Linked DNA regions of Homo sapiens: region 1 is linked to region 2. A link is a loop called in an ENCODE intact Hi-C map of the cell type or tissue named here. Cell type or tissue: breast epithelium. All regions are shown on one strand. Links, peaks and the distances in the headings refer to the core of each region. The heading gives the core; the rest is flanking DNA. Region 1 has its middle 94 kb from the start of BANF2. Region 2 holds the start of LOC105372547 (a long non-coding RNA gene).

Region 1 (15,919 bases), core at 4,136-12,135, 99 kb after region 2:
ATCTCTACTAAAAATACAAAAATTAACCAGATGTGGTGGCACACGCTTGTAATCTCAGCTACTCAGGAGGCTGAGGCACGAGAATCCCCTGAACCCGGGAGGCAGAGGTTGCAGTAAGCCAGGATTGGATTACTGTACTTTAGCCTGGGCGACAGAGTAAGACTCTGTCTCAAAAAAAAAAAAAAAAAAGAAAAGAAAAAAAGAATCTCCTATTGTAGTTTTTAAAGTTTTTAAATCTACAGTTAATTTATCCTTCTACACCTTAATGTGCCTGCATGTCTTGCTTCCTTATACACTCAAAATATAAAATTTTACTTTCATAACTTCTGAAAGATGTATCTTATTGGTCCTGTGGGTTTTTTACATCATGCTACACACACACACACACACACACACACGCGCGCGCGCACAAGCACAGCCCTTCTTGAATCAGTGTGACCCTGTGTCAAGGCTGGCACTAGTCCTCCAGGTGGAAGGCCTCCTCCTCTCCCATCCCTCTTCTTCCCTTTCCCCTTATCCTTTCAAATCCATGGCCCACCCTGACTTGGAATTGAAATGGGCATTGGGTGAGGAGAAAACCAGAACTTGCAGCTGATTCGTGAGGCCCTGGGACCCAGAACAGAGGTTCTCAGGGTCTGCTCTTGACAGTGGGCCCAGGCCTGGTCAGAGATACTTCCCACCCTCTCGTGACAGAGCAGCTGCTGGCTCCTCGCAGGTGTCTCCACCGGCCCTGCCAGCACCCACAGGCGATTTCCCTGCAGACAGAAAGGAATGAGTTTCCTTTTCCTTCTCCTTGTCTGAAAGCAAGTGGGCTTAGATCATCACACTGGGGCTTAGTTAGGGAGATCCGTTTTCTGCATCCCAGACTCGAGGCTACCACAGACTTCCTGGCTGACCTTGGACAAACAGTTTTGTTTTTTCTATGCCTCTTTTTCCACCATCAGCTGCTGCAAACTTCACTGCTGGGGATGGCTGAGTGGATGTCTGAGACGGCCTCGAAAAGGGGCCAAGAATATTTCCAAACACAGAGCTGGGCCCGTGGCCCATGGTTCCATAGCACCAACAGAAAGGCAGAGACCCAGCCTCTCCAGGATGCCAGACTCTGGGGTGCTAGAACACTCATCGTGGAAAATTCCGGAAAAAAAGTGCAAAGCAACAGCATCCCCCAAAGGAGACTTGAGAGGTCTGTGGAGGGTAGGAGGCAGTGTGTGATGGGAACTGATATGGGGACATGGGGGAAGGGACAATCTGATACTGAAGGGACCCTCTCCTCCCCTTCTCCTCTAAGGTTCTCAAAACACCTCCTGGGTCTGCACTGGCACCTCGGCCCTCTGGGGCTGCCCATCCCCCAAGCACTCCAACAAATTTCCACTGAGGGCCTCTTCACCACTCAATTCAATGGCCATTTTCCAGAACTGATCTCACTGTCTGCTCCATCCTGTATGAAACAACCCCTCACTCTCTTCACTTAAAACCCTCTACTTTCATGGTGTATTTGTATTTGTATTGTATTCTCCTAAAGCAGAGACCTGAGACAAAGCCCTACATGCAACCAGTGTATGTAGCGGGTGGTCCTGGGAAGATGCCAGGAAAGCGAGCCCAGGAAAAAGTGTGTGTTACTGGGCTGGGCACTGCTGTGGGCACCCGGGGCTGGAAGCCTGCTGGGACCTTCCAAGGGGCTGTATAGAATGCACCTTAGAACTGTCCCTCCAAAGGCTGCAGGGCAGGAGCATTGGTCTGGACCCCATGGGTTAAATGTCACTTCCCAGGGATATTAACTCCTGAGGCAGAAAAACAGAGAGCCACAGGGGTGCTTAAGGTGGAAGACATCCGTGTGCGCAGGAACGGTCCATACTACAGCTGCGGCCAGTGTGGCCCTGAGGATGAGACCAGCCTGTCTTCTGGACATGGCCTCCATGACAGCCAGCTCCTGGGCTTCTCCTCCTGCTCCTGGGGCCACACTCTCCACCTGCTTCCAGGGCCTCTTCCCTCCACCCCACCCCACCCCACCGAGGCTCCCTTAACCTGCGATGCTTCTCACTGACACCTGCTTGCCTCCCTCCACACCCAATGTCCTTGGCTTCTCTCCATCACTGCACAGAACACATTGGATTCACATTTCGTTATGTTTTTTCTCCTCTAGGAAACTTCTTGTGGGCAGGAACAAGTATTGTTCTGTGGGCCTGTAGCCTAACACCGTGTCTGACACATAGCAGGAGCTCAGAAAGCTCAGGAAGAGGGAAGAAGCTCCTCTCTCTTCCCCGTAAAATGCCCATCAGTGGTGGCATTAGGAATCCATTTTCATTGCCCTTAAGAGCCCACATGAAGGCTGCCTACTGGTTTCTACTCTCCCCTGATTTCTGAAGAATGCAGGACCCTGGGATGGTGCAAGATGCCACTTTTTCTCTCAGGAATTCCAACCCAGCAGGTGATCTCCATCTGGCTGGGACATTCATTGCCCTCTGAAAGTCCCCCATTCCAGAACTCCACCACATTGCCCCCTCCCCACCCCTCACATTTTCATAAGGCTTGGCAAATGTGCAATTCTGTGTGCCTTCCCAGCAAGTTAGGGCTAGTTAGAACCCTGTACCCCATAAAGCAGTTCTTCCCCATCCCCCCTCTTCCAGCCCCCTGGAACCCACCAATCTGCCTTCTGTCTTTATGGATTTTACCTATTCTGTTTTTTTTTTTTTTTTTTTTTTTTGGTAAATAAAGTTGTATGATAGTGACTGACTTCTTTCACTGAGCATAGTGTTTTCAAGGTTCATCCATGTTAGCAAGTATCAGCACTTCATTTCTTTTTCATGACTGAATAACATTCTAGATATACCACAATTAGTTTATCCAATCATCCACTGAGGGACATTTGGGCTATTTCTACCATTTAGCTATTGTGAATAGTCCTGCTATAAGCACACATGTGGGTGTATTTGTTTGAGCACCAGTTTTCAACTCTTTTGAGTATACAGGCAAGGGTGGAATCACTGGGTCATATGATAATTTTATGTTTAAATTTTTGAGGAACCATCAAACCATTTTCCACTAAGGCTGAACCATGAGGCTGGGTTCCAACCAGCCCTAACCTATACTCCCCCCAGCGATATACAAAGGGTCCAATTTCTCCACACCCTTGCTAACACTTGTTATTTTCCATTTTTTTTAAACATCATTTTAGTGGGTGTGAAGTGCTAACTTACTGTGGTTTTGATTTGGATTTCCCTAATAATGAATAATCTTGAGCATCTTTTCATGTGCTTGCTGGCCATTTGTATATCTTCTCTGGAGAAATGTCTATTTGATTAGTTTACCCAAGTCCTTTTCGAAATCAGGCTGTTTGTCCTTTTGTTATTGAGTTGTAAGAGTTCTTCACATATTCTGGGCCGGGCATGGTGGCTCATGCCTGTAATCCCAGCATTTTGGGAGGCCGAGGCAGGTGGATCATGAGGTCAGGAGATCGACCTGGCTAACATGGTGAAACCTCGTCTCTACTAAAAATACAAAAAAAAAAAATTAGCTGGGCGTGGTGGCAGGCGCCTGTAGTCCCAGCTACTCGGGAGGCTGAGGCAGGAGAATGGCGTGAAGCTGGGAGGCGGAGGTTGCTGTGAGCCAAGATCATGCCACTGCACTCCAGCCTGGGCAACACAGTGAGAGAGACTCTGTCTCAAAGGAAAAAAGAAAAAAAAAAAGAATTCTTTACATATTCTGAATACCAGACTCATCAAAAATATGACTTGCAAATACTCTCTCTCATGTTGTAAGCTGTCTTTTCAATTTCTAGAGAATGTCCTTTGATGCGCAAAAGTGTTTAATTTTGAAGCCCAATTTATCCAGCTTTTCTTTTGTCACACGTGCTTTAGTGTCATATCTAAGAATTTATTGCTAAATCTAAGGTCAAAGATTTCCCATGTTTTCTTCTAAGAGTCTTATGGTTGGTTTATTTTGAGTAAATTTTTTTGCACATGATGTGAGGTAGGGGTGCAGCTTTATTCTTTTGCATGTAGATATACAACTGTCTGAATGTTCTCTTTAACTTCCCACATCAACCCCAGGAGAGAAGCAGTGTTATCAACTCCATTTTACAGATGGGGAAACTGAGGTTTTCCAAGGTAAAAAAGCTGCCCAAAGCCGCAGAGATAGCACATGGTACCACTGAGATTTGGTCTTGGGCCTGAGTAAGAACCAGCATATCTGACCATTGTGACTGATGCTCTGTCACCTGGCCCTGGCCCTTTCGCCCCCTGATTTCAGCCTGGCTGTGGGGGGTCAGTGCGTGTGCACGGCCCACATCCCTTCTCAGCTGTGCTGCAGCATCTCTCTGCTCTCCCATTGTGGGGTTTTTCCTGAAGCCTTGAGAGGCAGCAAAGTCCACACAAAGGCACAATTCTGGGAGGTGACACCCTTCTAGTGGGAGAATTCTACATGCTTCCTCTGTGGATGGAGCTGCCATGCCCACCTCATGAAGCCTCTCAATGAAGCATCCTCCCCCTCTCAGTCTCCCCACACCGCACCCTTGCCTGCTGGGATCCCCACCCAGATAAACCACCTGCATCTAAGTTCTTGCTCAGCTCTGCTTTTGAGGAATCCAACTAAGGTACCCACCCAAATTTGCAGGAAAGGCCTCCGACCCTTGCCAACTCCCCTTCCATCAGAGCACTCCAAGCCTCAGCCTGGCCACTAAACAGGAGGCTTCTGTTTCCCAGCCCAGGCCACAGCTCCTGCTGATCCCATATCTGAGCTGGAGGCCAGAAGGAGTAATTTTACCACAGCTCTGAGCTCCTCTACAAGAAAGGATGCAAATCCTATTTGGGCTGATGTTGCCAAAACCCAAACAAGAATTCTACCTCAAGGCACTTCTTTTTTCAAGACCACATGCACAGCTGGGCTTCCCCACGAAATCATAGCTCTCAGCACTCAAGATTTGTCCACCCGGCACCCTCCCTGGAAAGGCCTCCTGGCAAAAAGGAAGACAGTAGGAAGGAACTGGGAGAAGACAAGCGCCCAGGGACCCGCATAATTTTTGTTCTAGAGTTTCATTGCCTCACAGTTTTTCCAGATATAAATGACCTTTTCTAATAGAGGGGCTTGGACCAAGAGACTACTCTGAGCTCTGCCTCCAGAAATCAGGATAGTCCCACAGCAGCCTTCTGATAGCCTGGAGATGTCAGTGGTCACCCACCATGCTCCCCTCTCTGCCACTGGCACAGGGCACAGGGGCTTCCCTTCTAGTGGGCATGATAGCAAATTCCTGACGTTATCTCCCAGGCCTTAACCCCCAACTCTTAGAAGTGTGCTTAGCCTGCAAGGGGTCAGGGGACAGTGTGATTGTAGGTTATGAACCAGAGAGCCACATTCAGGTTCACGATTTGGGGTTATCCAGATAGTTACTGGACCCATCCTAAGCACTCAGGGTCAGGCTGACATCCTGCATTCCCAAATGGGAAGGCAGGACATGAGGATGCCGACCTCTCAGAAGCTGCAACTTCCTCAATTTTTTTTTTTTTTTTTAGATGGAGTCTCACTCTGTCACCCAAGCTGGAGTGCAATGGTGCAATCTCAGCTCACTGCAACCTCCGCCTCCTGGGTTCAAGTGATTCTCCTGCCTCAGCCTCTTGAGTAGCTGGTATTACAGGCACACGACACCATGCCTGCCTAATTTTTTGTATTTTTAGTAGAGAAGGGGTTTCACCATGTTGGTCGGGCTAGTCTCAAACTCCTGACCTCTTAATCTGCCCGCCTGGACCTCCCAAAGTGCTGGGATTACAGTCATGAGCCACCGCGCCCAGCCCAACTTCCTCAACTTTTAATGGCTTCTCTTAAAAGCCTGTCTTGGGTGTTGTTCTCCTCCCACACCTTTTCTCCCTCCGCACAGATGGCAACACACACAGAGCTGCAGTCCCTTGTCCACACACCAAAACCCCAGGGAGACACATCTCTGCATTCTCATGGCCCACCTGACTCCACGTGGAACATGTTGTCAGGGCTCGATGGATGTCTGTGGAATGGATTGGGTGCGGGCCACACACACAGGCCACTCACCACAGATACAGCAGCTCTCAATCTTGGCTGCACATGAGAATCACTTGAGAAGCTCAAAAAAGCATTGAAGCCGGGTCCTACCAGAGATCCTGATTTGATTGGTCTGGGTTGGGACCCAGGTAATGAGATTTTTAAAAGAATTACCCAGATGATTCCAGGGTGTGTACAACAGGAGTTCTCAAACTTGAGCCGCATCAGGATCCCTTGGGCCCGGCGGGGGGTGGGGGAGGGGCTTTTTAAAACACAAATTGCTGCTCCTGCAACCTCTGCCCAGAGTATCTGATTCAGTAGATCAGCAGTGGGACTCCAGAATCCATGCTTTGGGTTTGTGTGTGTGTGTGTTTTTAAGAGACAATGTCCCACTCTGTTGCCCAGGCTAGATTGCAGTGGCACGGTGACAGCTCACTGTAGCCTCCAGCTCCTGGGCTAAGTGATTCTCCCACCTCAGCTTCTGGAGTAGGTGGAACTACAGGTACGCACCACCATGCCTGGCTAACAGAATCTGCACTTCTAACAAGTGATGCAGGAGAGTTTTGGAAAACAGGGGCAATCTGTTCTTTGGGGAGAGAGCTGGGAGTAGAAATGCAGAGTATGGAGGGATTTGGGAAATGCCAGGGCAGGGTGTGCCTCGGGTGAAGCATGAAGGGCATGGGCAAGGGGGAAGGACATGGGAAAGGAGGTGGGCAGGGTAGGAAACGGCAGACCCTGTGGGATTTGGGAACCCAGGAGGTGAGGCAGGCAGCTGAGCTGAGGTCTCTGCTCTGCTCTCCGAAAGCATTCCTTCCGGGATCCTGAGAACACGAGTCGTACAGGCCCACTACCTTCACCTGTCCCCTGGACAATGACTTAGCCTCCCCTCTGGCCTCCCTGCCCCCTCTCAGGCCCCACCACGTCCATTCTCCCCTCTGCAACCAGAGTGACCATTCAATATGGTCAATCCAGCCATGTCATGTCATCCCTCTGCTTAAATCCTCCTAGGAGTTTCCCAGCCTACCAGTGATGAAGTTCAAATTCTATGTCCTGTTTACCCCACCATTCTGCAGGAGCCATGAGGCTTCCAAATTCAGGGAGTGTAAGGACACCACATATGCACAGAGGCTGTGCCACAGGCTGCACCTGCCAGTGACCGAACATGGTGGAGATACTGAGGCAGGCTCACTTCTGAGAGACACGGGGCTTCCCGAAAGCCCTGCTGAGTCTTCCTTAGACTGCACACTTCTGTGTCTGGGACATTTCCACCCAACCTCCCCTCCCTCAGAGTCAGCCTTACCTAAACCCTCAGAAATTTCATCCAGGCTTCTCCGTAATTAAGGGAGGAGCTGGACTCGTAGCCTGCAATCCTAGGTAAGGGGCACAGAGGAAGCACCAGCCACTGAAGTTATACTTTCCTGCACATGGGGTCCCCCACTGTCTCAGGGCAGCTTCCTAAGACTCCATGCAGATGTTTATGAAGGAAGCACCCTCAAGGGAAACCAGTTTGGGCAGGAGAGAAGCAGGACAAGGAAAGGGAAGGGGTTAAAGAGGCATCTGTTTCAGCTGCGGTCTGCATGGGACCGGCTCCTCTGTGGTGCCCTGGAGATCTCACGTGTATCCAAATAGGCCACGGAGGCGAAGGCTTGACCCACAGCCAATCTGAATGTGGTGGGTGAAATAACGCCCCGCACCCCTACATCTGTGTCTTAATCCATGGAATCTGTGAATATGTTACCTTATATGCAAAAAGGATGTTGAGTAAATTAAAGATGTTGAGATGGGGAGATTTTCCTGGATTTCCCAGATGGGCCCAATGTAATCACAAGGGGCAGTGAGAGGGAGATGTGAGGACAGAAGCAAAGGTTGGAGGGATGTGCTTGCTGGGGCCACTAGCCAAGGAATGCAGGTGCCCTCTAGAAACTGGAAAAGGCAAGAAAAAGGATTCTCCCCTAGAGCCTCCAGAAGGAACCAGCCTTGCTGACACCCTGATTTTAGCCCAGGGAAGCCCATTTTGGACTTCTGACCTCCAGTACTGTAAGATAACTTTGTGTGAAGCCACTAATCTGTGATGGTTTGTTGGAGCAGCAACAGGAATTGAACACGCTGAGTGCTGGCGGAATGCTTCGTGGTCCTCCTGGATCAGAAGTGGGTGAGAGGCAGAGGCTGCAGAGTTCCAGGCCATCTCCCCATCGCCTCCCAGCCCCTAGAGAGCCGCCGTGGGTCTGTTTGTCATCCCTTCTGGGTTCTGCTGAGTGATGGGGCTCCCCATCCTGCCTCTGCTCAGCCTCAGTCTAGAATTGGCATCTCAGCCAAGGGGCATCCCCCAGCTCACATGACAGTCACTCGGCCTCTCTTGTTTGGGTGCCCTCCTTTCTGATATGCCGAATGAGGACCTGGGGCACTGGTACCTTTGGCTTACTCTTCATTGTCTGTGTAAGTAATAAACAGTCTGAATCTATTATAAAAGCCCCTGAATCAGGGCTTGGAGTTGCCCTGAATTGTATGCACCTGAGCTTGACAAAGTCCCAGTGCCTAATCCTGCAGGGAACCCTGGAGTGGGGGTGACAGCAAAGGAGCTGGGCCTTTGTCCACATGACCACCAGTTGTGGCCATGGGCTGCCCGGGAGCCCCAGTGCCCAAGGGCAGGTCCCTGAAGGTATCAGGGGTGAGCCATTCACAGCAAAGCACACAGACCTTGGAAAAGGACCTCAGTGGGCCTGGAAGTGGGAGAAGAGATGAGGGTGTACAGTTCATTACATTCACCAATAATTCATATAAGACGCTGCAGGATTCATTGCTGAGGCACTGGATTTTGACCCCACAGAGAGAAAATGGATATGGTAGCCCAGCATACATAGCTGTAGGGACATTTCCTAGACCCCAGCTTCTAGGGCAGCCATCAAGGGTGCAATTTAACATTCCTGCCAATGTCCAGGCAGGCAGCAGTGGTTGTCCACAGACCAGGAAAAGGCAATTGTTTTCTTCATGAAAAAAGGCCCCAAGCCAGCACTTTTCATGCCAAACTACTGGCGGAAGCCAGCGGGCAGCCAGCCATGCCAGGGTTCTTGGAGCACAGAACCAAACAAGGTGGCTCAGCCCCCAACTGGATGCCAGGATAGGTTGGCTGGAGGAGGTCTGTAAGTACCACCGTGGCCATTCAGTGACAGCACAAAAGGATGCCTTGGTCCTCTCCTCTGGGTGCCCTTTGACCTTTTCTTTGAGAACCCCGGCTCCCCACCCATCTGCCTCCCCCTACCTCTATCTCTGCCACAATGTCTTCATTCCTTGTATTTTCCTATTGGCTTTTCTCCTGCTCTTCTCCTGACTTAGGGATGCAGAAGGCCCACAGGCACTTGGAGCATTGCTCAGCCACACAGGCCCCTCAGAGACAAAGAGGAATTTCCCTCATGACCTGGAGGACAAGATGGAGGGAAGGAGGGAAATTTAATCACAAGGTGGCAAAACTTTTTCTATTAAGGACCTGAAAGAAAATATTTTAGACTTTACAGGCCATGTGGTCTCTATTACAACAACCCAATTCCACCATTGTAGCATGAAAGCAGCCATAGACAATGCATAAATGAATGGGCCTTTGAATGGCAGTGTTCTAATAAAACTTTATTTACACAAACAGGCAGAGGGCCAGCTTTGACCTTTGGGTGTAGTTTGCAGACCCCTGGTTTACATGTTCCCAGAATCCAACAAGTTAGAATTAAAGGAACTTTAGAGATCATCCAGGCCAGGGAGGGCAGACAGGTTTCAAACCCATCTGCCAACTCTGAGTGCTCAGTGATGATTCCCTGATTTGCTGTGTTGAGGATTCTGAGGCCAACATCTAGCTTGGAGGGAAAGTGCCATAATAGTACCCTATGCCGTGGGCAGGGAGAGAGGAGTGGCAGCACAAGTGCCCCAGATTAGCTGCTTGATTAACCAAACACTTTCATTTCACATACAAACAGCTGGATCCCAGAGAGGTTAAGCGATTTGCCCAAGGCCACAGAACTGGCCAGAGAGTTGCTTGTCAACCGGCTTCTTCATGTTACTCTGCAGCAAAATGGAAAGCTGCATTTATTCCATTGCCTCATCACCACACATCTAAGCCAAATAATTTTCATGGTCCCTGGAGAGCAAAGGGTCAGAAGCCAGGGCCCCAGCCAGTCCTCGATTTGTGAGAATTGATGTTTTGGGGGCTTTCACAACTATAAAAAAAAGTCGCATTTGTGATGTCTGAAAAATTAGGAGACTGGCTTCAGAGAGTACTGCCTGACAGATCCTGGTCATGGTCGGGCATGAAGTAGCCCCAGCATTAAGCTGTAGCTTCCCTTTTTCAGCAAGAAATGCTTTGCAAGCACCATGGTCACTATCTCATGAGCCCCATAAGGCTAATGCCAATCAAGCATCAAGCTCTGGTATTTCTCACCCATGTGTCTATTTCCTAAGATTCTCAACAGCTGTGACTATCAGATAATAACTGCCATGGTCTTTATTAATCTTGATTAATAAGCAACTGTAGTAACAACTCTGAAAACAGGATGCAGGTTGAGGTTTTGGAAGAAACTTTTAAAACCCTGGACTCTGTAAACTAGGTCATTTTTAAAAATCAGACTTTCTACTGTTAGAGTATGTCTGGTAGCAGAGCTTTGAAATTGCTTGGGCGTCAGTTACTTGGCTCTTAAATGGAGTAATGCTTACCTCATGGGCTGTTGCAACATTCAGTTAAATAACAGATGACAGCCAAAGCCCACATGCCCAGGTCCACTCTGGAGGTCACTTACAGCTGCTGTTGGCAGTCCAGGCCATGCCAAGGGCTCTTTCCAGCACCTGCATCTATCTCTTCGGGTGTTCTCTATGCCCCTGCCCCAGTACCTCCCACCCCAGAGTGTTCAGCTCACACTCAACACAGGCTAGAGAAACCAGGGCAAGACTGCTCCTAGGGGCAGCCTCCAAGCAAGGAGGACTGCTAGGAGGTAGTGAAAAGGACTCTTGTGTCCTTGCCTTTCTGTGTACAGTTTTGAGGGATAGTTTGGTTTGATAAAACTTTATACAGTGTCTTAGAAGGCCCACAGGGATACCTGAGCCCTATTTCCTTCTCTCACTAATACACCCCCTTCTTGATTTTCTTTCCTTCCCTGCCTCACTTCTTCCCTCCCAGTGCATCCTGGGGTCATCTCTCAAATAAATGGCCTAAGCTCAAGTCTTTGTGTCAGGGGCATCCTGAGATACATTTAATTGTAATTTTTATTTTTTAGAGATGGGGCCTCACTATGTTGCCCTGTCTGGTCTTGAACTCCTAGCCTCCAGTAATCTTCTTGCGTCAGCCTCTCAAGTTGCTGGGATCACAGGCATGTACCACTGCATCTAAATCAGAGATACATTTGGATTTAGGAAAGGGAGTGGCTGGAAAGGAAGCAAGAACATGCATGTGTCCCCCATCCCAACACCATGGAAGAGGATGAGAGGGTTAAAGCTGCCGGCAGCTACGGAGCATCCGATAATGCAATACAAGAACTATCCCTGTCAATGAGCAGGAAGCTGACAGGGCTAATAGCAGCCAAGCAACTTTCTTTCCAGGCTGCTTTTCTATTCCTCTTCTGCTGGTTCCTCTGGGGAGGTCCCATTCATGACACAGTTCTGGTGGGTTTGAAAATCACGACACCCAACTCCACCACATCAAACACTCTGAGGTTGATATGGGAGAGACCGTAAATGAAGCTTGTACACCTGGGTTATTCACTGGCAGGGTGGGGCTGCAAATGCCTGGCATTTTGTCTGCCACGTGAACAGAGCTTGCATGCAGAATGAAGGTAAATAGAGGTAAGATGAGATGAGAGAGAGAGCCCATATCATCAGAGCCACTGAATCCAGCTATGACTTTGGAATCTGGTGGTTACTAGAGTCAACACAAACACATTCCCTTTATGTTTATTTGAGTTGCATTTCTGTCACTTGCAACCAAAAGGGTCCTGACCAAAAAAAGACATTTCAGTTGTGCCTCCCTGGAATTATTTCTTTTCCTGAAAAAGCCACGCTGTTCGGCATAACTGCTTTCCTCCTGCACCACAAGGGATAAGAATTTAATCAATTACTTAACATGGAGAGATTGAAGTTTTACCCATCCAGGTTTCCATTCAGGGACCCATCCATCTGTTTCTTATTTAAAGGTCTTATCAAGCGTGTGTTTTAATTTGTGTTCCCTCAAAACAAACCCTGGTGCAAGGATTCAGTTATGAGAGTAGTGAGCTGCTCAGGCAGACTCTGCCTGGGACCTTCTCATCCACTCATCCTGTAGAGCTGTTCCAGATGAAATTTACTTAACTACAAAGAACAGGACGCCCAAGTAACACTGGCTGAAAAAAAATGAAAACACAATTCTTTCATAAAATAAGAAGGCTGTGGGAGGAGATTTTGCAGTAGCAGCCCAATGACAAGGGAAAGGACCCTGGGTTTTTCTGTTATTTCTCCACTGCCAACCTCAGTGTGTTGGTTTGTCAGCCTCTTGCTTATCACCTTCTGGTCACAAGATGGCTGCTGCAGCCCCCAACATCACAACCACATACAAGGTCAGGAAGCATAGTGGGGCAGGGGCATTACAGCAGACATTATTGGAGCTCATCGCCTATCCCTCCATTTTATTATTTCAGTAGGCTCCAGTCAATTCCAAACTGCCTTAACCTGAGGGCTTTTCCCTAAAACCTCAGAAAACTGCTCTGCCCATGGACATCAGGTCAGAAGTGCCCCCCAAAATTCATATTCCTCCAGAGAAAGTCCTAACCAATGATTGAGGGGGAGTAGCTATAAAAGTACCTTAGTTCCCTCATTGCTCCAAGGGATAACCACAAGGCATGTGACTTACACCTTTTCCAAAAATGTCCCTGCATGATTAAGCTTAGTTCTCCACAGTAAAACCTGCTCTATAATGCACGCTTTGTTAAATATTTTTCCTTCCCTGTCTCACTTCCCTACTCCCTTGCTAGTGTTTTCCTGGGATTATGTTCCCAGAAAACTACTTACCCTATAATTCTTGTTTCAGGGAATGCTTCGGTGAGGGTTTGGGGGTGGGGACAAAGTAAGACAGCTCTTCTTTTTATCAAGGAGGGAAAATCTTGCCAGAAATTCCCCAGTAGACTTCCTCTTGACCATACCTGAGTTACCTGCCCCACCCCTGCCTCCAGCTGCCCTGGAGGAGTTGAAACAGTGAGCATCTGCAAAGTGCAGCAGGGCAGTTACATCTTTGGAAGTTGAGCTCACTGCCCACTCCCCCACCCCCAAATCAGGGTTTAGTCAGCAAAGTGAGTGAAATGGGCAATGACTGTTGAGTGGGCAACTTATGGAATGCCAGGTTCTGTTCAATCATTTTAAATCAGTGACTGAGATAATAAGGTAAAGGTCATTCTTGGCAAGTATGCAGTAGACAGGAAACCGTGGAGAGTAAGTAGCAAGTGTGCTGAGCAACAGAATGAGGAGCCTCAATAAACTCTGCAGAGCAGTGGACTGAAGGATCCTGCTGCAGGCCGGTGGGAGTTAGTGTAACAGCCTGGAGCTAGGGCCCAAAAGGAAAACAAAAACAACAACACAAGCATAAGATGGACAAGCGAAGGCTTATCAAGAACACACTGATGGGCTGGGCGCAGTGGCTAGCGCCTGTAATCCCAGCACTTCAGAAAGCCAAGGCAGGCAGATTGCTTGAGGTCAAGAGTCTGAGACCAGCCTGGCCAACATGGTGAAACCCCATCTCTACTGAAAATACAAAAATTAGCCAAGCATGGTGGCAGGCACCTGTAATCCCAACTACTCATGACCCAAGATGGCGCCACTGCACTCCAACTTGGGCAAAAGAGCAAAACTCCTTCTCAAAACAAAACAAAACAACAACAACAAAAAACACTGACAAAGACATATGGGGTAGCTTCAAGTGTCAGCAATGTGGTGTGCCTGCTGACTTCCAGCAGCATCACAGGTGATGTGTACTAAATATCTGTGCCCCTCCAAATTCATATGTTGATTCCTAATCTCCAATGCAATGATACTTGGACGTAAGGCCTTTGGGAGGTCATTTGGGTTAGATTAGGTCATACCATTATAAAAAGAGGAGGAGACAAGAGATCTCTCTCTCCACCATGTGAGGACACAGCAAGAAGGTGGTCCCTCTGTAAACTAAGGGAGCCCTCAACCAAGTTGACTGGCAGCTTGATCTTGGACTTCCCATCCTCCAGAACCATGAAAAATAAATGTCTGTGGTTTAAGCCACCCAGTCCATGGCACAGAGTCCCAAATGAACTAAGACAATAGGTTAATCCCATGAAGGCTAGTGTGAAGGTGGAGGAAGGTGAAAGTTCCCTTGTCCTTATCCTGGATTGATCATGGCTGGGGCCCATCCAACTGTGGATGTCACTTGAAACAAGCAGTAGCCAAATGAAGTGGGCTCAGAAGAAAGTAGCTGGGATGGAGGCAGATCTGGAAGCCACAAGATAAGAGAAGAGGCATTTGATGCAGGGCTGAGGAAATGTGACATGATAAAGATAAAACTGGAAGAGAACAGTATAGCCATGCTCAAATATTTGCTGTTATCTGGAAGATACATAAATCTTTATACAACTCTAGAAATTCCCTAATAGTATGTCAATCAGTGTCCAGTTAGGGAAATAGGAACCTCTTAGATATCTCAAATAGAAGGAATTGAATGTAGGGAACTGTTTACAAAAGTATTGAGAGAGTTGGAAAGGTAAGGATACCCAAAGATTAGTAACTGTAGGAAGTCACAGTCAACCTTGGCACTAGAAGAGCAACAGGAAAAATAGAATACCCAGAGCCATCAGTCACTAGACTGCTGGAGCTGCCAGAGCAGGAACCCAGGGACTTGTATTCATTGCTGCTTCTGCTGGAGGGTCAGTCTGATACAGAGAGAACAAGATTAGCTTCCCCTTCTTCTGCCTTCCAGTATCTCTCCAGTGCCTCCCATTGACTAAGCCTAAGCAGAAGCCAGCGGGCAAGATAACCTGGGAAATGCAGGGTTCCAGCCCCTTTGGCAGAGAGCAGAGCACTGAGGACAGGAATGGAGCCAAAAGCCAATGAGTGAGTGGTTCATGGTACAGGGTGGCAGGTGTAGAGAGAGTATGTGGATGAATGTAAGGAAGGCCTATCAAACCACCAGACTGGACAAAGACGAGAGAGAGGAAACAGTTCCCCTCTTCTGAGCCATTTCAGCAGAAGTGTAACAGGGAAGTTCCAACGTATGATAGGTCACTAGACAAGATATTTTATAAGGTTCATTTAACGCCTGAGAGCCTTAGATGCCAATTATGTACTGTCCACATTCACATTTCTGCAACTGTCTTTCGTTGCATGGTTTTATGCATTTCACAGGGGTGTTGATTATGTGGTCCCCATTCGATATGAATCTCCCTGGGAACTGGGCTCACAGCTAACTTCTCATCCTCTTGCCTCCCAACCACTTTGTGCAGCCTTCGTTAATGTTATCACCAGGCTGGTGGGCTTCTCTGCGTGGGAAATTATTTACAGTTCCACTCTGCTCTTGAAACGTGCCTAGAGTTTTAAAGGAAAGGGCCCTTCCAGAAAATGGACAGACACCGAAAATAAACTACCCAGAAAAATAAAACCTCTTTCCCCAGCACAAAGGAAATTTAAGAGCTCATTAGCCTTAGGAATAAATGGTATTTTCTAATGTGTGAAACCACTAGCAGGCAGAATATGAATATTCATAAGCATGCTCCTGGAATGAAGGTATTTGAAACCTTCCTTTAGGTACTGCCCATTTGGGGGAAAGGTATGTTAACTATTCGTAGTCTGATTGATTCAAAATGCTCTTAAAATGGGATTTCTGGCATTTTTGTTGGAACTTGTGTTCTGACACAAAATTCCTGGTGAAAGCAATGGGAAAAACTGGCCAAAC
Region 2 (15,919 bases), core at 5,187-13,186:
GGAGAAGGAGAAGGGGAAGGGGAAGGGGAAGGGGAAGAAGAAGAAGACAGAGAAAGAGAAGGAGGAGAGGGGGAGGTGGAGGGAGAGGATGATCTGAGATCACATCATCTCAGTTTATCTGTTGAACAACTCAGTTGTTGGCAAAGCCTGAAGGGCGAGGGAGAGGCTGGGAAGAGCTGGTTCTACACAGGTGATCATAAGGGAAACAGGGAACTTCCCTGGGGTGGTGCAGATGTTTCATATCTTGATTATAGTGATGGCTGTGGTAAAACTCATAGGATTGTACACTCTTAAAAAGAGTACATTTGGCTTGGAAGCAAATTATGCTTCAATCAACCTGACTCAAAAAAAGGATGTATTTGGTTTTAGTTGTGTATTAAAAACAAAGCATTATTATTAGAAAAAAATTAAACATACAAGAATAATTACCTAATATGGTCCATTAACTCATGACAATAAATTGCAAATATTATCCGAAAGACTAGACAGGAAGATGGGAATATATTATATCTCACAGTTTAAAAAGAGATTTTGCTTTGTCAAACAACTATGAAAGGATGATAAATGACAAGTACAATAAAATATCATGTGAAAATAAAAGCCACTGTGATAATAGAGAACATGTTTAGGTTTCTTGTGCCAGGTACCATTTGAGACACGCTACAAATACGTAAAGTTATTTAACCCTCAGTACAACCCTATAAGGGAGGTAGAGTTATTATTTCCATTTTAGAGATGAGGAAACCGAGGCACAGAGAGAGCAAGGAACCTGCCCATGTCACAGGGCTCGTCGGAGGAGTTACATTGGTCCCCAAGGCTCATGGCAATAACTCTTGCATTCAGCGCCAGGTCGTGGAAGGTGTGCTGTGCCTATAGAAGGGGCAAGATTTGAGCCTAATCCTTTGAGAGTAGCAACTCAAGGAAGGGTTTGTGATTGATGACAGCTGTGATGACTCCTTTGACGTTCTATATTTTGGGTGGATGCTAGGTTTGGGGCCCACAGGGTTATAAGACCCACAATAGCTCAGGTGAGAGGTGACAAGGGCTGGAATGGGGCAGTGGCAGGGGTAGGAGGTGCAAGGTCCTTCAGGAGGGGTATTAGGACATGAAGTAGTAGCAAGTGAGGCTTAGAGACCAGCAGGAGTGAAGGAGAGAGGGGTTACCCATGAGCCCTGTTTCTGGCCTGAGTGATAGGGAGCATGGTGGTGTCACTGCTGGGGCAAGGCACACAAAAGAATGAACAGATTGGGGACAGAAGCTGGGGGAAATGTTGTATTGTATTTTGACATGTTGGATTTCAGGAGCCTAAGGCAAGTCCAGGTGGAGACAATGTTTCCGTAGGTCTGAGGCTCAGGGGTTGTTGTCAGGGTCAGTGATGCAATTAGGAAACCTAAGCATACCCTTGGAGGTTCAGACCCAAGGACAGCAATGACTATAACCAGTGGATAGGGTGGGAGTTGCATGTGGATGGGAACAGGAGAAAATGCTTGAGTCCTGAACAGAGAAAGGAAAAAACCCACAAAAGAGTATGTATCAATCAGCTTTTGCTATGTAACAAACCACTCCCAAACTCAGTGGCTTAAAACAAGTATGGTTTCTTATCAGAGCTCACACATCTGTGGGTCAGCTGAGGCTTGGCTGATCTTGGTTGGCTCACTCATAGGTCTCTGGGTGGCCTGAGAGCTCACCTCCAGCCTGGGCTTGGCTGGGGCACCTTACAAGCTCTGCTGCACCTGGCTCACCCCCTCTTCCTGTGATCAGCAAGCTATAAGGGGCATTCCCTTCTCACGGTGATGGTTGAAGGAAAAGAAAATAAGCAGAAATACATATACAAGGTGTATTGGATAGGTGAGCCCAGATTCAAGGGGCGGGGAAATACAGGGAAGGGTAAAGCAATGGCACCAGTGATGCAATCAACTACTGAGTCCAAGAAGGAGAGATGGAAAAGGTAAATCAGGTGAGGATGGCCTCAGCAAGGGAAGAGAGTTTCAAGAATTGGGGATGGTAAGCACTGTTAAATGTAGCCTAAAAATCCAGCAAGATGAAGACCGGGGCACATGGCAACTCAGGAGTCACCAGGGACCTTGGGGAAACAGCTTTAGAGGAGGGGTATTTGGTAAGGACACCACCAGATCGTGGAGGGCTAAGAAATGAATGGGAGTGGAGAAGGTAGAAGGAATGTACATCCATTCATCCGACAGATGAATCCAGCTGAGGACCCACTAAGTGTCAGTCACTGTTCTAGGTGCTGGGGAGAGAGCCACGAACAAAGGAAGGGTCTTCTCTCACGGAGCTCACATTCTAGTGGGAAGAGAGATAGTAGACAAAGCAACCAATAAATAAGTAAGAAGAATTGAAGTGGTGCAATGGGCTACAAGGAAATGAGAATGGGCTCAGGTGATGGAGAGGGATGGGGATTTGGAGAGGGGGAGCGCAGTGGATGTGAAGAAGATGGACAGAGAAAGCCTCTCTGAGGAGGTGATGGTTGACCTGAGACTTAAATGACGAAAAGAAGCTGATCTTGTCTTGGGAAAAGGAAGGGTAAGTGCAAAAATCCTGGGTCAGGGAGGATCTTCGCAGCTGGTTCAGGGAACAGAAAGAAGGTTGTGTGGCTGGAGCTCATGGGCAAATGGAAGGGAGAGAAAGGAAGGGGGTCTGCAGGCAGGAAGGTCCCAGACCACGGAGGCCTGAGGATACCATGGGAAGCTGAGGTTGGGTGGGAGATTTAAGCAGAAGAATGATGCAATCTGATGTGCATTTTCAAAGATCACTTTAGCAGCAATGTGCAGGATAGATTGGACAGTGTAATGGAGGATTCAGGACTCAAATTAGGAGACTGTTCCGAGATTCCAGGCAAGACATGGTGGATGATGTGCTGGTAAATATTTAACAACTGGCTCTCAGGTGCAGATGGGGATGGGGGCACTCCCTGATTTACAGCATCTGCCAATTTCTGTGGTGTAAATATTCCCATCAGAGCCAATTGATTTCAAGCTATGGAGTCATTGAAGGCAAAGATGGGAAGAAATTTGCAGTAGCACACCACTGTCTACTATTTCTACCATAAAAATATGAGAGACACAAATCATTCCAAGAGTATAGATAGTAGTACAATGTACTAATTAGGAAGTGATGGTTTTGAGTATTTATTACCTTTGTTTTTAATATGATCTATTTCATTTTAAGTTTATATAATTTAATTTTTAATAATGACCATGTTTAACCAACTGCTGGAAAAATTCCTAAAAATGTAACAATCAGCTGTCATAAGCAGGCTGGCTCTACCATACCACTAGATACAATAGTCATGTGGATCAGAGTGGAGTGTGTGTGTGTGTGTATCTGTGTGTGTGTGTGTGCATGTGCACATGCATGCCTGAGTGCATGGGAAAGAGAGAGAGAGAGACCCAGCAGGATTTTTAAATGTTAGAAAAATGAGATGTGCATGTTCATGTTGGCATTTCTGCACCCATATCATCTCCCTGTCTGAACTGTGGATTCATTAGGGTCAGTGGCTCTACCCAATGTTTAATTATGAACACCTAGTCCAATGCCTTTGTCCTGGTAAGAATTCTCCCTACCTGGGTTAGATCTCCCCAGAAGCAGACCCTGAGAAAAAGTGTTGGAGTGAAAGCAGTTGGAAGGTGATCCCAGGAATTACCAGTAGAGAAGTGGGGAAGTAAGACAGGGAATGTAAGGAAGTCAGTGAACAGTGCATCAACAGCAAGTTACCACTGTGAACAGCTGACGTGTAATACCATTGAGGAACTCTCTTGCTTCCAAACTGAGAAGCAAGGAAGCAGAGTACTTATTCACCAATTCCTATTCATCACTGGTTGAAGGCTGCTCCTGGAGGCATTAGCTCTCTGGTATTTCCAGCCCACACCTCAGAGAAAGCACTTAGGAAGAAGGTTGCTGGTGTTTGCAATCACAGGCTGTTGATATGCACAGGAATGGCAGAGGGGATGTGGGCAAGGTGCCAACAGTGTCTGCTCCAAAACTCATAAATATTTATTTAATGAATGAACAAATGAATAAATGAGTGTAGGACCGTTTGAGCTTCTTTAAACACTGACTTAGAGTTTTAAAACAGAATAGAGGCTGGGCACAGTGACTCACGCCTGTAATCCCAGCACTTTGGGAGGCCAAGGTGGGGGGATCACCTGAGGTTAGGAGCTCGAGACCGGCCTGGCCAACATGGTGAAACCCCCTCTCTACTAAAAATAAAGAAAATTAGCTAGGCATTGTGGTGGGCGCCTGTAATCTCAGCTACTCAGGAGGCTGAGGCAGGAGAATAACTTGAACTTGGGAGGTAGAGGTTGCAGTGATCTGAGATTGCACCATTGTACTCCAGCCTGAGTAACAGAGTGAGACTCTGTCTAAAAAAAACCAAAAAGCAAAAAACAGAATGGAGAGCCTTCCATTGCATAGTCAGCACATGTATCACGCACTTTTGCAAAATTTAAATCAGAGGACCTATGTGATATCCCAGACAATTAAAATTCTGCAATAGTTTTACTCAAAACCAGAGCAATGTTGTTACACAACAAAAATCTCTATAGACTATAGTAATTGTCAAAACAAAAATAAAATATACACAAAGGAAATAGATGTAAGTGTGAACCCAAGTTGCCAATTTTTGTGGCTGCAAGTGGTAGTAAAAGAGAACTTGGGAGAAGAATATTTGGTTTGTTCTGTGCGTAATGTTAGAAGTGAGCTTACAGATAGGAGTTTTTGCAAAAAATGACAATGATTGACTTAGTGGCTGGTGGTGAGTCCCCAGAGAAAACAAGAAAAACCAAAATAATAGGTGAATGATATTTATCTGACACTTTTCTGTTTGTAAAGTGCTTTGTAATAATTGTTACTATAACCATTATTATTATTATCCTCAGTTCACAGGTGAGGAGCTGACGTTTAGAGAAGTACAGTTGCTTGCTGAAGCCTTCACATTTACAGATAACAAAGTTAAATAAGCCCTGAACACTCCAGAAATGGCACCTTTGTAGGATACATCTCTCTGCCTCTCCCACAGAAATGCCAATGGAGAAATGAGCAGGTATAACAGACCCTACGTGAGTTAATGAAACCTTTCTCCTTTCTATTGTCCTTGCAGGACTCCATGCATCTTCCCTTCAGTGCAGTCATTGGATAGTAGCAAGCACTTAGTAAGCTGTCAAAAATGTTTTAATTGAACCAATGACACTGTCTAGCTGTGCTGTCCAGCTATGGTGTCTTAAGAATCCTGGATTCACAACTCCCTATCTCAGATGGGAAGTACCAGTCAGAAGAAACATTTCATGGCCCTGAGGTGTGCCTGGCATGACTAGGTGCCTCACATTGGACATCTTGGGATAAAATCCAAGGTTCACTGAGTTGGAAGGCACAATAGGGCTTCGTCTATCCATCCCTGAGCAGAAGGCATTCTTAACTAGTCCAGCTAGTTAGACAACTTGGCTCTTCTCTAAGATTACCAGAGATGAAGAGCTCAGGACTTTGACGTGTAGTCTAGAACTTCATCTCCCATTCCTGGTTTAGTAAACTCATTCATTCAATAAATATTTATAGAGCACTGCTGCACACTACAGTCTATATGAGCTGCTAAGAATTCAGCAGAGAACAAGACAAATAGGACCCCTACCCTCAGTGGGTTGATAGTCTAGTGGTGATGGGGGATGGGGGGAGGCAATCAGTATTTCAATAGATGGTTGCTTAATTTGTGGTAAGTGCTCCAAAGTAAATTCACAGGGTGAAGTGGTATATGGAAACTGTGAAGGACCGAGTTGTCTTTTTCCCCCCTGCTTTCTCTTTCCAATCCATCCTGCTCACATTTAGGAAACTTAACATTCCAAAACCACTACTTCTATCTTTTCTTGTCTCCCCTTCAGGAGCCTAAAATTGTACCCACCATGTCAAGTCTCTGTTTCTCTGCCTGACTTTTGTGGACCTCCATATACCAGTGCCCCCTGACATTCACCAAGCTCCTCCTCTTCCCATTTGTACCCCATGTGCCTCTGCCCAAAGCACACTCCCTATAGCCTTGCATGCCATTCTTGCCCTCTCATCTTTCAAGAGCTGTCTTTGGTCATTCATCCTGTAGTTGGTGCTAAGTTTGCCAGGCACCCTCTTGTTGATAGGGGTGCAAAGTTGGATTGAACTTGGTTATTCTCTGCCCTCGAAGAGCCTATGGAGCTGATTCCTCCACAGGACTCCAGAATACATAGCTACCACTCTTTTCCTCTGCCCCACCAACTCCCTTTGGAGACCACCACAACACAACTGGGCACCCGAGTTCACTGCTAGATTCTGTACATAGCAATCCTGACTCTTCAACAAAAAAGCTTATAAAAGGCCTGAGTCATACTTGTTTTTTCCTTCTGAACTCCCTGTGATTTCAATTCTGCAATGAGTTGGTTTTAGCTTCAGGAAGTCCTTTCTTATGTCTACCTTAAATCACTTCTACATCACTGTGCGCTTATTTCTTAGAGTCTTATTCTTCATGGCTTTAGGGCAGAGCTTCGGCACTCTGCTCAATGCTGGGTCTCTGCTGAGTGTTCACAAAGTGCCTGTCACTTGATTAGTAAGTGCCTGGTACTTAAAAATCATTATTTGATTCCCTCCTCCAGGTTCTTCCCTCCAGACTTAAAAACTGCAGCTTCTTAAATCTTTCTTCCCCAGCCACTTAATCATCTTGTGACACTTCTCAAATTCGGTTAATCAGCATTTTTTCTTTATTTTTAAATGATTAGTGAGAGTTTTAAAGAAGGTCCTTAAACCAGAGGCAAAATATATATATATATAATAGTATTCAGAAAGGGTCCACCAGGGCAATTGAGTTCATCTCCCTGTCTTTGGCCCTGCAGTCCCTTCTGCCAGCTAATAGATCAGGCCAACTATCCCAGCTCAGCACAATCGTCCCAGCCTCTGATCTGAATGTGCACTGCAGAAAAACTAGATTTGGAGGGATGAGAGCATAGCCTGCAGCCCCACTTGTACTCTTCTTCAGAAAGCTACTTGTCACTGTGGTCAGAAAACTCCAGGCCAGGGCAAAATTTACTTAGGTGGTTGAATTTAGGCAACTTTTCATTCTTCCTTCCAGTGCCATTTCCTGGTGAATCTGCAGATTCTCATGAGATTTTAGGTGTTGTGTGTGTGTTTGTGTGTGTGTGTGTGTGAGAGAGACAGAGAGAGAGATTACCTCAGATAGACTAATTTGCACTAAAGTTTTACTGACTTACCATGAAATGCCTTTCAAGCATTTTTGCCATAATACCTCTAGTGTCAGACGAGAGTGAATGTGGACACCAAGGAGGGGCATGGCCTTTAAGCCATCTGTCCAAGAAGACATTGACGTTACCATTAAACACCCATATGATTTTTTTCCCTTTTTCTGAGACACAGTTTCACTGTCACCCAGCGTGGAGTGCAGCAGTGCGATCTCAGCTAACTGCAACCTCTGCTTCCTGGGTTCAAGCAATTCTTGTGCCTCAGCCTCCCGAGTAGCTGGGATTACAGGGATGCACCACCAAGCCCAGCTAACTTTTGTATTATTAGCAGAGGCGGGGTTTCACCATGTTGGCTGGGCTGGCCTCAAACTCCTAACTTCAAGTGATCACCTGCCTCAGCCTCCCAAAGTGCGGGGATTACAGGTGTGAGCCACCATGCCCGGTCCCATGTGATTTTTTATTCTTCTTCAAGCTATTTCCACATAAGCTGGTTTTCTAAAAATGGAAATAGTATCATTGTTATTTTTATGATATAAGAGTAATACATTTGAATGCATAATACAGATAATACAGGACAAGATATCAAGAATAATGTAAAAATCACCAGAAGTCCCAACCCCCGATGTCATAGTTTAATTTTTTTCCCTTCTACACTATTTTCTAAGACACATTCCTTGTTTTAATATAAAAAAAGTTTTAAATTACTTACCACTGCATAAAGAGATTCTGGCTTATCTTTGTGGTAGCATCAGGTCCAGGCCCTGGGGAATTGGCCCAGCCTGATTTCCACTTTGAAAAGCTGGCACTCAGATGTGATATCTCCAGGAACCATGGACATTTCAGAAAAGGAGGGAAGAGACAGGGCAGAAGAACTTTCTGGAAATGTACTGGATGGGCACTTTTGAGAGGAGTGGGTGCTTTCCTGCCTTTGCACAAGTCACCCACAGGCAGCGGGTGGCCATTGGCGTGGACAATGTCTTTTGCAGTGTGCTGGTGTTTCCCTGAATGACCTACCTACAAACCTAGATTAATCTTCCTTGCAGGGAGGCTTCACCCTCCCTCAGCAGAGTGCTAAACACGCCAATTTCTAAAGAAGTGTTTTCTTTCTTTCAGGCACGAAAATTAATGAGCTCCGTCTTTGGCATGGGCTAGAAAATTCCACTGTGGCATTGGCAGGGTTTATGCAGAATCAGAACTTTAAAGCAACCCTGCGCTGAATGCTGCGAGGAACAAAGGTAAGGCAGATTGGTCTGACTTCCTTGCTCACGGTGGGGAAGAGACGGCGGGGAAAGGAGGCAAGGACAAATCACCTGGCTAGGAGAGGTGTGTCCAGTGGGAGGAGGTGCTTTCCCGAATTCTGAATTCTTTTCGGAACGTGTCTCTGCAGGCAGCACAATGCCCTCCTTATTCCCGCATCTTCACACCACGGTGGCTGACTTGGAGCCTGATGGGCAGTGGCAAGCGTTCAGATCTATGGCCGACGGGCACGTCTTGGACGGATTCCTTCAGCCACTGGGGTGGGAACAAGCAGCATTTGCCTCACAGTCTCTCCTTGTTGCGATGAATTGGCAGATTGAACTGAATACATACAACGTGTGGCCTAATTGTCAATAAGTACTTGTTCGTTCATTCAGTAAATGATTTTTGAGCACCTACTGTGCTCCAGGGGCTGGACATACAGCAGTGAACAAAACCGATGCAAAGCCTCTCCACAAGGTGGTATGGGATGGGAGGTGGACAGTCAGCACAAAACCAAGACAATTTCAAGTACTCATAAAACACAGTGATGGGACAGAGTGGGAGGAGGCTATTTTGGGATGATTAGGTAAAGCCCCAAGAGACACTGGAGCTGAACTCTGAATCACCCGAGGGAACCAGCTGTTGAAGATGTGGGAGCAGAGGTCTTCTAGGTGCAGGGATCAGCATGTGCAAAGGCCCTGAGGCAGGAGGGTGTTCGACAATCTTAGGAACTGAGTGGAAGCTGGTGAGGAAGTAGTGCTCATGAGCAAGGAGTTAAGAGGTCAGAAACAAAGGTAAGCCCTGGATTTATTAATATATTGTGTGAAACATTGCATCTAACATTGTAGTGTTTTATAGTTTGCAGGGGGCTATTTTTGTTTTTTCTCTCTCTTTTTTTTTTTTTTTTTTTTTTTTTTTTTTTTATTGAGACAGGGTCTTGCTTTGTTGCCCAGGCTGGAGTGCAGTCATGCCATCACAGCTCACTGTAGCCTTGACCTCCCAGGCTCAAGTGATTCTCCTCCCTTAGACTCCCAAGTAGCTAGAAATAGAGGTTCGTGCCACCAGGCCTGGATAATTTTTTTAAAATTTTCTGTAGAGACAGGGTCTCACTTGGTTGCCCAGGTTGGTCTTGAACTCCCGGACTCAAGCAATCTTCCTGCCTCAGCCTCCCAAAGTGCTGGGCTTATAGGTGTGAGCCACCGCACCCTGCCTGCAGAGGGCTTTGAACATACACTATCCTAATTCAATCATCCCAACAAACTGATTATATAGATAAGAAAACTGAGGCTCAGGAAGTAACTTCCTTTAGGTCATAAAACGAGGAAGTAGTGGGACAGGGACTTTGACCAAGGACTCTGTTTGCAAAACTCCAGAGTTTTTATAGACCACCATAAGCACTTGCCTTTAGCAGCTTGAAATTTTTAAAAAATGAACATTTTTCATTCTGTTATTTAAAAAGTAAGGCTGGGTGTGATGGTGTAATCCCAGCACTTTGGGAGGCTGAGCCCAGAGGATTGCTTGAGCCCAGGGGTTTGAGACCAGCCTGGTCAACAAAGGGAAGACCCCATCTCTACAAACAATAATTAAAAAAAAATTAGCTGGGCATGGTGGCATGCCTGTAATTACTCGGGAGGCTGAGGCAGGAGGATTGCTTGAGCCTGGGAGGTCAAGGCTGTAGTAAGCCATGTTCACAAACCTGCACTCCAGCCTGGGGTACAGAGCAAGACCTTGTCTCAAAAAAAAAAAAAAAAAAAAAAAAGTAGAGTCGCATAGGTAAAATTTTGGTAAATTTAAGAAGATACAAAAATTACCTATAATCTCATCTGTGAAACATAACAACTAGCACATTTTAGTGTATTCTTTCCAGTTTCTTCCCCTAGAAAAACCTAGGGTGTGTGTGTGTGTGTGTGTATTACACATTACATATGCACACACCACACATACATATATGTGTATATAGTCACCTTTATTGAGGTGTAATTTACATGCTCTAAAATTCACACATTAAGTGTACAAGTTGATGAATTTTGACAAATGTATACACCCGAGTAATCATCGCCATGATAGAGATCTGGAATATTCCCTTCATCCCATGGAGTTACCTGTGCCATTTAACCTGTTCCCCCATCCCCCACTCCAGGCAATCATTGACCTTATCTCTGTAGCCTCAGATCAGTTTTGTCTATTCCAGGACTTCATATAACAGGAACCATGTGTGTACTCTTCTATGTCTGGCCTCTGTTGCTCAGCATAATGTTTTCAAGGTTTATCATGTCATCATATATGCATCAAGAGTTTGTTCCTTTTGTTGCTGATTAATATTTCATTATAAGAATATACATTCACCTATTAATGGACATTCACCTGTTAATGGACATTTGGGTGTTTTTGGTTTGGGGCTATGATGAGTAAAGAAGTTATGACCATTCCTGCACAAATCTTTTTATGGACATGTTTTCTTTTTTCTTATTTATTGTAGAGATAGGGTCTTTCTATATTGCCCAGGCTGGTCTTGAGCTCCTGGCCTCAAATGATCCTCCTACCTTGGCCTCCCAAATTACAGAGATTACAGGCATGAACCACCACACCCAGCTTGTAGATGTGTTTTCATTTGTCTTGGGTAAATACCCAGGAGTAGAATCCTAGCTTATAGGGTAGGTCTTTATGTTTAATTTTACAGGAAACTACCAGACAATTTTCCAAAGTGGTTATATTATATTACATTATGTGAGAGTTCCAGTTGCCCCACATCTTTGTCAACACTTAGTATTGTTGCTCTTTTTAATATTAGCCATTCTGGTGGGCATGTAGAGGTTTTAATTTGCATTTACCTTATCACTAATAATGTCGAACATTTTTTCCCAGGTAAGTGTTTTTATAGTTGTAATTCTTTGTCTGGAGGCAGAACTAAAGACTGTTTGAGGCCATTTTTTGAGTCCTGGGTAATGCTGAAAATATTGATATTGTTATTGATGCAATGCTCTGGTACAGTAGGCTTCATTCTTCCTCTAGCCAAGTTGAAATGTGGAGGAAAATAACTCTGGGTGCCATGTTGCTAAAGAAATGATTTGTGTGAATGATCAGCCAAGCCGCGATTGGATCTTTTCAGTGGCAGTTCCAGAATTTCAGTACATGCCGTGTCTGATTGGAAGAATGGGAACTGGACTTGAAGAGTACTTTCTCGACATGGTGTTTTCATTTGGATTGTAGTGTGTTAGCAGGATCTCTAAGAGATCTGATGGTGATGATGATGATGGTGATGATGATGATAATGGGGAGGAGAATGTGGAAGGAGTTAGGGTGGAAACTAAGGCTCCCTGCAAAAGCTATGGCAGAGTTGGATTAATCCTACCACAGTGCAGGTGTGAGGCTGGGTGTAGCATGGTATTGAGCAGAACACCTAGGAAAGCATATTAATCCTAACAGGCCAGCAGATATCCCTAGCGAGCCTTCTCTAAACACCTGAAACTCCCCCAAAAGCATGAACAAGAGCCATATTTTATATGGTGCTAGCTCCACCTCCATATTCTTATTCCAGGAGGAATTGTCCAGGGAGATGGAAAGCAGGTGGAATTTGTGTAGCAAATCAGTCCCCTGGGGGTAGCACATTCAGGCCTCCCTGTGCAGAGGAAAAGGCCTTTGGGCCAGGTTGCCAGGCCTCCCCCTGAGCATATCAGCTCATGTGTTTCCTCAAGACATTCCTAATGATACTCCAAAGGCCAACCAGCAGAACACCTCCATCTGCCCTGAGACCTGACACTCACCGGTTCCCAGACATTCTGAATTATACCAAGCCAATTTATATAGTTTCTCCATCTAAATGTGAACTTACAAAGAACAGACATCATTTCTTATTTACAAAGTCTTAGTTTGGGTTCCCCCTGAAGCAGACCCTGAAACAAGGATTTGAGTGGAAGCAGTTTATTTGCAGTTTGATCCCAGGAAACATAGGTAGGGGAGCGGGGAAGTGAGGCAGGGGATGGGGGCAACAATGTGGGGTATGTTAGCAAGCCAGTTGCCACTGTGGGCACTGATATGGTTTGAATATTCGTCCCCTCCAAATCTCACGTTGAAAAGTGATTGCAATGTTGGAAGTGGGGCCTGGTGGGCGGTGTTTGTGTCCTGGGGGCAGATCCCTCATGAATGTCTTGGTGCTGTACTCATGATAGTGAGTTCTTGTGAGAGCTGGCTGTTTAAAAGTGTGTGGTACCCGGCCGGGTACGGTGGGTCATGCCTATAATCCCAGCACTTTGGGAGGCCAGGATGGGCGGATCATCTGAGGTCAGGAGTTTGAGACCAGCCTGGCCAAAAAAGTGAAACCCCATCTCTACTAAAAATACAAAAAAATTAGCTGGGAGTGGTGGTGGGTGCCTGTAAATCCCAGTTACTTTGGAGGTTGAGGCAGGAGAATTGCTTGAACCCGGGAGGCGGAGGTTGCAGTGAGCCGAGATCACGCCATCGCATTCCAACCTGGGCAACAAGAGTGAGACTCCATCTCAAAAATAAAAAATAATAATAAAAAAAAAAGGTGTGTGGTACCTCCCTTGCCTTGTTCCCACTCTTGCCATGTGATACACTGGCTCCCTGTTTACCTTCAGACATAATTGTCAGCTCCTTAAGGCCTCACTGGAAGCAAAGCAGGTGCTGGCACCGTGCTTCCTGAACAGCCTGCAGAACTGTGAGCCAATTAAACCTCTTTTCTGTGGAAATTACCCAGCCTCAGATATTTCTTTATAGGAAGAGAATGGCCTAGCATAGGCACCTACGGGTGGGTCCTGTGGGTCCTCTGGGACATGGAACAGGACATGACTCCAGGTTATTCCACCTGAGCAGGGAGGGAGCTGGGTTATTTATCTACCAACTGATAATAGTCATTGAATGAGGACATTCTGCAACTTGCAGCTGCCCGCTTGTAGGCAGGGTGGACTCCAGCAGCTGGCAAAAGCCCCCAAGCAAAGATACGCAGGTACTGGCAGCTGGGAGTCAGATTACCTTTGTACAATGAAGTTGTAAGGCCAAGAGGCTATGGGCAGGGCACTGACAACGTCAGTTGTGCTTCCCCAAAACGTGGCTCAGTTCTGGCAATGAATAGATCCTCAGTAAAGCGTGCTGGTTGAACCCAGAGAGCTCAGCCAGCTTTGGCCCCAAAGCTACAGCTCCTGTTTATTCTCCAGCAACCCCTGAATACTGCCATCAGCTGGCAATACTATTTCAGGATCAAACCTAAGATACCAGCACCCTTACATGTTCTTAAAGTGTGTAGTCTCAGAGCAAGCAGCCTCAACGTCATGTGGGAACGTGTAAGAAATGTGAATTATTGGGTTCTCCCCCAGACCTAATGAGTCAGAAACTTTGAGAGTGGGGCCCAGGAATCTGTATTTTAACGAGTCTTCCAGGTCATTCTAATGCAACCTACAGTTTAAGACCCACTGTTTTGGACTCTAAAATTTAGGGCCACCCAACAGTTTCCAAAGCGAAGCCGTTTGCTCTTGGTTAGAACTCCTCCATCCCCAATCCCAAGCACCAGCAGCAAAAGGGAATGGAATCTCTGGAAACATTTTATACTTTGCCCCCTTTTTTGAGTTTTTCTTTTCTTTTTAGGCTTAGTAAATATACATTGTACCAAGTTATCAATTACCAACAATGGAAAGTAGCCCAGGCATATATGCTATAGAGGATAACCTAAAAGACACCTGTGTTGAATTTAACTTGAAGGTGGGAGGATTTATATTTCTGCTTGTTTTCCTGAGCTAATATTTAAGTTACTTCTCTTTCCTTGAGTCCCTACCAGGTGGGCAGTAGGGGGAAAGTCACGGGTATACTGGTAGAAGAAAAAGCTGCCCTGGAATTTCAAGTCCATCACAGAAGATGTGCAAGGAGCTGGGGGTACCCACGGAAGTCACTTTGTGCAGGAAAACTGCATGAAGGATGGACTTGGTTTAACTGAATTGACGCAGGCCAGGTGAGAATAGGAACCGTGGCAGCAAGTGGCAGCAGGTGGATTCATAAGCAGTCTTCCAGGCTGATGTTTTCTGTACAGCAGACATCCCTCACTCTTTCCCAGCAACCCCAGCTGAGAACAGCACCCAGACAGGCTGATTTCTTCTGGAGAGGCCTGAGGCTCTTGCTCCTGCCCTGCCCTGTGCCCTGATGCCAGCAGCCACTGCAGCCCTTTTTGTGCTCACCCCCGACCTGTGGTGTGACATCACAATGTAGTCCATTCAGGATCTTGAGACTGATTTGCCCCATGGGCCTAAGACATAAGCTGAACCTCTGGCCTGCAGTTCCAGATCCAAGGTGACTGAGACAAACTGCCAGCTGCCACTGGCTTATCAGGAGCACCTGGTGAGTATTCAGAACTTTCCCAAGCAGCATGGAAGGAGATACAGCCAACAGCTGGCTGTCTTAGCACTTTAAGGTCTCATTCTCACACAGGTTTAGATGAGCCAAACCGGTGGACAGGAGTTCACCAGGTAAGCCCCAAACTCTTCCTAGGAAAGCTGACTCACCTGATGCACACACCCCTTCCCAGCCTCTTCCTGCTGTGTCACCATCTGCGGGAGGTGGTACTCTAGTCTCCCCTAAGACTCGGCTTGCCACCTGCACCAGCTCCCTGGGCAAAGGTCACCTGTGTTCTTAATAGAGCAGAGAGGCCAGGCTTTCAGATGGCAAATTCACTAGAGCATCACTTCTAGCCCTAATTGAGGTCAGGGACAGCCATTGGCCAAATGACACACCACATAGCAGGATGAGCAGAGGTAGCTGACACAGCCACCTCCCGTCCAAAATGTGAACGACGGTCCTTCCTTTCTGTAAGAGGCCTTCCTGCTTTGGCTGTTTTTAAATCCACCTCCTGGTGACCTGCTGGTATATCAAATCACTTCCTTTCCTTTTGGGACAGTAAGAGAGCTTTAGGATCGTGACGGGAAATAAGGAGATGGATTAGAACACCAGGAAAGTGGGCAAAATCTAAGGTAGCGGGGACAGGGACAGAGGCCAAAGCCATCTCTCAAAGAGGATGCTGGCTCTTTCCATATGGGCCACCTGCACTCGGCTGAGGGTGGTTTGAGACTCAAGGCCTTCTATAACAAACAGTAGGGACCCGTTCTGGGCCCCAGGAGGCACAGCTGCCTTCCCTACCATGGCCCATTCGTGTTTTCCCACAGTCTGTCTACGGTCCATTCACCATCTGTGAGTGCCAACACGTCCACACAGCTGCAGCTGCGTCCCTTCTCCCACAAAGGAGTGGCTTCTATAGGGACCCCATGATTTTAAGAAGGCTCCTGGCTCTCCTTGACTGTGTAAGGTAGAAAGGGAGGTGGTGGGGGGTGGATCAGAGAAATATTTTACCCTTAGGCTTTGCCATCCCTCCTTAGTTTTATATGTGATGGGCTGAAGCCAACCTCTGCTTCACACACAAATCCAAGACGCCAATGGTTCACCAAGCATGCTAA

Evidence for each region. Peaks named below come from ENCODE experiments on the same cell type or tissue, not always from the same donor. Only the 100,000 strongest peaks of a DNase experiment are listed, where the experiment ranks them.
Region 1: it touches region 2 in a loop (2.8-fold over the local background); 27 of 110 quality-filtered maps call a loop at or near these places.

The regions. Positions count from the first base shown.
Region 1 is chr20:17,785,574-17,801,492 of GRCh38, forward strand. No RefSeq gene overlaps it. Among named protein-coding and RNA genes, the nearest start is that of BANF2, 94 kb to the left of the region's middle. RefSeq lists an enhancer at 5,651-5,820. In breast epithelium, for the core only: no CTCF peak of the experiment used is centred there; DNase peaks (open chromatin) are centred at 9,038 and 10,788; H3K27ac peaks cover 2,906 bases.
Region 2 is chr20:17,685,246-17,701,164 of GRCh38, forward strand. It overlaps LOC105372547 (a long non-coding RNA gene), which reads right to left and starts at 14,614. Exons shown (of 2, transcript XR_937294.2): 1 at 14,254-14,614; 2 at 12,371-12,935. BANF2 (BANF family member 2) reads left to right here and starts at 14,721. Exons shown (of 4, transcript NM_178477.5): 1 at 14,721-14,810. In breast epithelium, for the core only: a CTCF peak has its summit at 8,868; DNase peaks (open chromatin) are centred at 6,945 and 8,566; H3K4me3 peaks cover 314 bases; H3K27ac peaks cover 1,258 bases.